Linked DNA regions of Homo sapiens: region 1 is linked to region 2. A link is an interaction called in ENCODE POLR2A ChIA-PET data of the cell type or tissue named here. Cell type or tissue: A673. All regions are shown on one strand. Region 1 overlaps TRUB2 (TruB pseudouridine synthase family member 2). Region 2 overlaps DNM1 (dynamin 1).

What was found. Peaks named below come from ENCODE experiments on the same cell type or tissue, not always from the same donor. Only the 100,000 strongest peaks of a DNase experiment are listed, where the experiment ranks them.
Region 1: POLR2A ChIA-PET joins it to region 2 with 5 read pairs; 10 of 35 experiments call an interaction of 5 or more read pairs at or near these places.

The regions. Positions count from the first base shown.
Region 1 is chr9:128,303,732-128,306,231 of GRCh38, reverse strand. TRUB2 (TruB pseudouridine synthase family member 2) reads left to right here. Exons shown (of 8, transcript NM_015679.3): 8 at 1-1,073. Among named protein-coding and RNA genes, the nearest start is that of TRUB2, 17 kb to the left of the region's middle. RefSeq lists a silencer at 1-162. In A673, no CTCF peak of the experiment used is centred here; no DNase peak of the experiment used is centred here.
Region 2 is chr9:128,217,756-128,220,255 of GRCh38, reverse strand. DNM1 (dynamin 1) reads right to left here. Exons shown (of 22, transcript NM_004408.4): 2 at 1,952-2,025; 3 at 1,525-1,674; 4 at 1,004-1,207; 5 at 170-268; 6 at 1-75. Among named protein-coding and RNA genes, the nearest start is that of DNM1, 16 kb to the right of the region's middle. RefSeq lists enhancers at 520-1,475, 1,212-1,506, 1,476-2,432. In A673, no CTCF peak of the experiment used is centred here; a DNase peak (open chromatin) is centred at 1,365.

The DNA.
Region 1 (2,500 bases), 86 kb before region 2:
TGATCTCAGGATAGCAGGATAGGGGAACTCTGAGTCATGGCCAAAATAATTGGTCAATGTACAGCCTCAGACAGCTGGGAATACCACCCCAAATCACTTGGATAAGGAGATGTTTTCCTTATCCTGTGTCTTTAACTCTGAGACGGATGGAGTTGAACAATCAACGATTGTTAAAAATGTACCAAATGTGTAAGCATCATGAGGTGTTTAAGCTGAGCTTTTAAATTAAAATTCTGCTGGGTGTGGCGGCTCATGCCTGTAATCCCAGCACTTTGCGATCCCCACACAGGAGGATTGCTTGAGCCCAGAAGTTTGAGACCAGCCTGGGCAACACAAGGAGACCCTGTCTCTACAAAAAACAAACAAACAAACAAAAAAGCCGGGGGTGTTGGTGTGTGCCTGTAGTCCCAGCTACTAGGGAGGCTGAGATGGGAGGATCGCTTGAACCTAGCAAGTCAAGGCGGCAGTAAATGGAGATCTGTACTCCAGCCTGGGCAACAGAGCGAGACCCTATGTCAGAAAAAAAGAAAAAGCCACCCAGCAGGCTGAGCGTGGTGGCTCACGCCTGTAATCCCTGCACTTTGGGAAGCCAAAGCAGGTGAATCACTTGAGGTCAGGAGTTCGAGACCAGCCTGGCCAATATGGTGAAACCCTGTCTCTACCAAAAATACAAAAATTAGCCGGGCATGGTGGCGCTTGTCTGTAGTCCAGCTACAGCTACTCCAGATCTGGGCTGAGGTGGGAGAATCATTTGAACCCAGGAGGTGGAGGTTGCAGTGAGCTGAAATCACACGACTGTACTCTAGCCTGGGTGACAGGGTGAGACCCTATCTCAAAACAAACAAACAAAAACCCCACCAGCAACCTTGCTGACAAATCCACAGGCCCCCACGTCTGCCAATTGCCTGCCTGTATGAACTGGGCACCTGGGGGAGGGGCGTGGCCCCCAGGCTACTCATCTTGGCTTTCACAGCCAAAGGGCCTGGGTGGAACCTCAGCTTACTGTGTTTACTGACTGGGTAATGTGGCCTCTGAAGCTGTCACCTATCTATAAAATGGGGATTAAAACGACACTCACTTGCTCATTGTCTTTCATCCCACCCACGTGTGTTAATCGCGTGCTCCTGTAGGCCAGCCACTGCTCTGGGTGCTGGGACTTGGTACTCAAGGACAGATGAGGCTCTAGGTCTCACAGAGATTATGACGTAGGGGGATCAGGCAAGAAAATAATGGAGTGATGAGCACAGGGAGGAGATCTGGCTGGTCAGTGAAGCAGAGGCTTGGGAGCTGATTCATTTTATATATAAGTATGTACGTAATTTTTTTTTTTTTTTGAGACAGAGTCTCACTTTGTCACCTAGGCTGGAGTGTAGTGGCGCAATCTTAGCTCACTGCAACCTCTGCCTCCCAGGCTCAAGTGATTCTCCCACCTCAGCCTCCCAAGTAGCTGAGACTACAGATGCACACCGTGACACCTGGCTAATTAAGACCCTCAACTCTTAAAAAAAAAAGGCTAAAATGATAAATTTTACATTATGCACATTTTATCACACCCACATAAAAACCATAAAAACAAAACAAAAGCTCTTTCTTGACCTCATAACTCTACAATTACTGCATTCCTTTGCCTCCTTTAGAGCAAAACTCCTGGAAAGGTTGTCTGTAGTCACTGTCCCCAGTTCCTCTCTTCCCACACTGCCCTGAATCCATGCCAGTCAGACTCTCCTTCGCCAAAACGCTCCTGAAATGACTTGTCAAGGTCAACAATGACCTCCTCCTGGTTAAATCCAGCAGCTCCTTCTCAGCAGCATCTCACACAGCTGGTCACTGCCTCCTCCCAAAAAACATTGCCTTCAGGAGGCTCCTCCTGGTCTCCCCGTCTCCCTCCCTGGTTCCTTCTCAGTCTCCTTTGTGGGGCTCCTCCTCTCCTGAGCTCTCCTCTGGTCCTGGTTCTTCCTCTGCCCACACCCAGTCCCTTGGTGACATCAACTCAATATTGCCATGGTTTTTCTTATTGTTGTTTTGAGATAGAGTCTCGCCCTGTTGCCCAGTCTCGCTCTTTTGTTGTGTAGTGGCGTGATCTCAGCTCACTGCAACCTCCACCTCCTGGGTTGAAGTGATTCTCATGCCTCAGCCTCCCGAGGAGCTGGGACTACAGGTATGAGCCACCATGCCTGGCTAATTTTTGTATTTTTTGTAGAGACAGGGTTTTGCCATGTTGCCCAGGCTAGTCTCAAATCCTAGACTCAGGTGAACTGCTCACCTCAGCCTCCCAAAGTAGTGGGATTACAGGCATGAGCCACTGCACCTGGCCACCATGGTTTTTAATAGCATTATACTGATGGTGCCCATTTTTACACCTTTAGCCTGACTTCTCCCATGAACTCCATTATACCGTTAAGCATTTCCACTTAGGAGCTGTGTTTGCATCTCAAACTGAACACTTCTGAATCCTAACTCGTCATCTTTCCCCAAGACCAGCTCTTCCCAGGGACTTCCT
Region 2 (2,500 bases):
CAGCAGCCAAGGCGGCGGTAATGTCCTTCTTGCCATCAATGTCCTTCTGGCTCCGGTTCACCACTCCAATGTAGCCTGTGAACAGTATCAAGGTCAGGGCAACCAGCCTCAAGAGGAGGGGAAGGGTGGGGAAGGGCTGGGGAGTGGTTGAGGGGCATGGCCTGCTTACCTCTGCGCAGGGGGAGCAGCTTGTTCTCCAGCACATCACGGGCATCTGTGCCCTCGTCCATCAGGTCCAGCTTGGTGATGACCCCGATGGTGCGCTGGCCTGGGTGCACCAGCAGGAGGGCCGTCTACAGCTGCACCCGCTCTCACACACAATTCCATGCACTCCCACTCCCATCCCCCTGCTCTCCTCGGCCCCCTGCCTGCTCACTGCCTCCTCTCTTTCCCCCTTATTCATTTTCCACAGAGTAGCCAAAATGATTTTTATTTATTCTTCTTGTTTTTTTATTTGTTAGAGATGGGATCTCGCTTTGTTGCCAGGCTGGTTTCCAACTCCTGGCTTCAAGCGATCCTCCCAAGTTGGCCTCCCAAAGTGCTGGGATTACAGGCATGAGCCACTGCACCCAGCCTTTTTTTCTTTTTTGAGACAGGGTCTCACTCTTGCCCATGCTGGACTGCAGTGGTGCGAGTAGGGCTCACTGCAGCCTCAACCTCCTGGGCTCAAGTGATTCTCTGGCCTCAGCCTCACGAGTAGCTGGGACCACAAGCGTGCACCACGGTGCCCGGCTAATTTTTAAATTTTTTGTAGAAATGGGGTCTCACTAGGTTGCCCAGCCTTGTCTCGAACTCCTGGGCTCAAGCAATCCTCCCGGCTTGGCCTCCCAAAGTGCTGGGATTACAGGCATGAGCTACCATGCCTGACCCCCAAAGTGATTTTTAAAGGTACAAATCTGATCCCACCGCTATTCTTAGACCGTTCAGAGGCTCCCCTTTACACTAAGAATAGACAGCCTGCAAGCCTGGGGTTTTGTGCATTGGCCACCGGGTGGGAACCTACCCTGGGGGTCCACCTCCTTGGCGACCTTGAGGGCGTCAGAATTGGCCAGGTCAGAGTTGGCGGGGGACACGGCCAGGATGAGGCAGTTCTCCTTGGTGACAAACTGCATAAGCATGTCTCGGATCTGGAACTCGATGTCGGGAGGTTGGTCCCCCACCGGGACCTTGGTCATTCCGGGCAGGTCCACCAGGGTCAGGTTCAGCACTGGACAGGGCGGCGAGAGGGCGGGCTCAAGGCGAGGGGCGTGGCCGCGGGCGAGGTTAAAGAATAGGGCGGGGTTAGAGAAGCTGCTTGGGAGCAGGGTGGCAGGTGGGTGGGACTAGGAAATCTCAGGGCGAAAGTGGCAGTCTGTTGGAGGCGTGGCCGGAAGTGGGCGGAATCACGGCAGGGTGGAGCTTGGAATAGGATGATGCAGAGGCAGGGTCATTCTAGGGGCGGAGTCTGCAGGAGGAGCGAGGCACGCAGAGGTGCGTGGCCAAGAAAATGATTCTTAGAGGTTAGGGCGGGGCCAGGGTCCTCACCGTGCGGCGAGTAGACGCGGAGGTTGATAGGCACCGGCGAGATGCCCTTGTTGGTGCCGGTGACCCTGTCGGTCTCGGCCTCGATCTCAAGGCGCACCTCCTCGAAGTCGGTGAATTTCTTTCCCTTGCAGTGCAGGAACTCGGCATATTCTGCTCCAGAAGCGGGCAGGGGAAGGGCAGTAGGCATCAAGGTCTGGAACCCCACCTGGGGGTTTTCATCTCCCACCGGTAATAGAACCCCCTAGACACACCCAAGCAGAACCACCACCCACGTCTCCATTATGTATTTTGATCCCCGCTATCCCTAAGGGGAACGAGGCCCACAGTCACACAGCAAGCAAGTTCGTGGCCAGGCTGGCCCTCAGCTTGGGGACGGGGGAGAGGCTGGAGTGGGCAGGCCTGGCTGCTGGTGAAGGAGGGCACGTACCTGTGGTTGCATTGACCAGCTGCAAGACCAGGGGACGTCGGGTGACAATGCCAGATCCTCGAGGCAAGAAGTCCCTGCAATGAGTTGGAGGTCAAAGGAGGGTCAAGATATGAGGGGGCGCCCTCTGTCCCAGGGGTACCTGTCCGGCCCCTGGGAAAGCCAAAGCTCCTTCCAAAGTGCTGGCTCCACCGCTCCTTAGCCCAGGGGCTTCAGGTAACTAAGAGCATATGGCAGCCCAGAAAGGTGGAAAATACTTTTCCTCAAGTCGCCTGGGTCACAGAATTTATGCATCTGAGCTGCCAAGAGACTGGATCAACTCCTAGATACGTCCTGTGTTGGTTTTGAACCAATAGGAAGTCCCTGCCCCAACTCAGCCACGGCCATTCAGCCCCAGAAAACTGAGGCATGGGGTCTCCCACATGCCTATGTGTCCAATGCCCACAGAGTGGATCCCAGGAAACAGAGCTGTAACTTCTCCCCTCCCTTCCGCTGTGGGGCAGGGCAGCATCTCACTTCCCCTTCTCCAGGCTCCATATGGCTAGGGTTGAA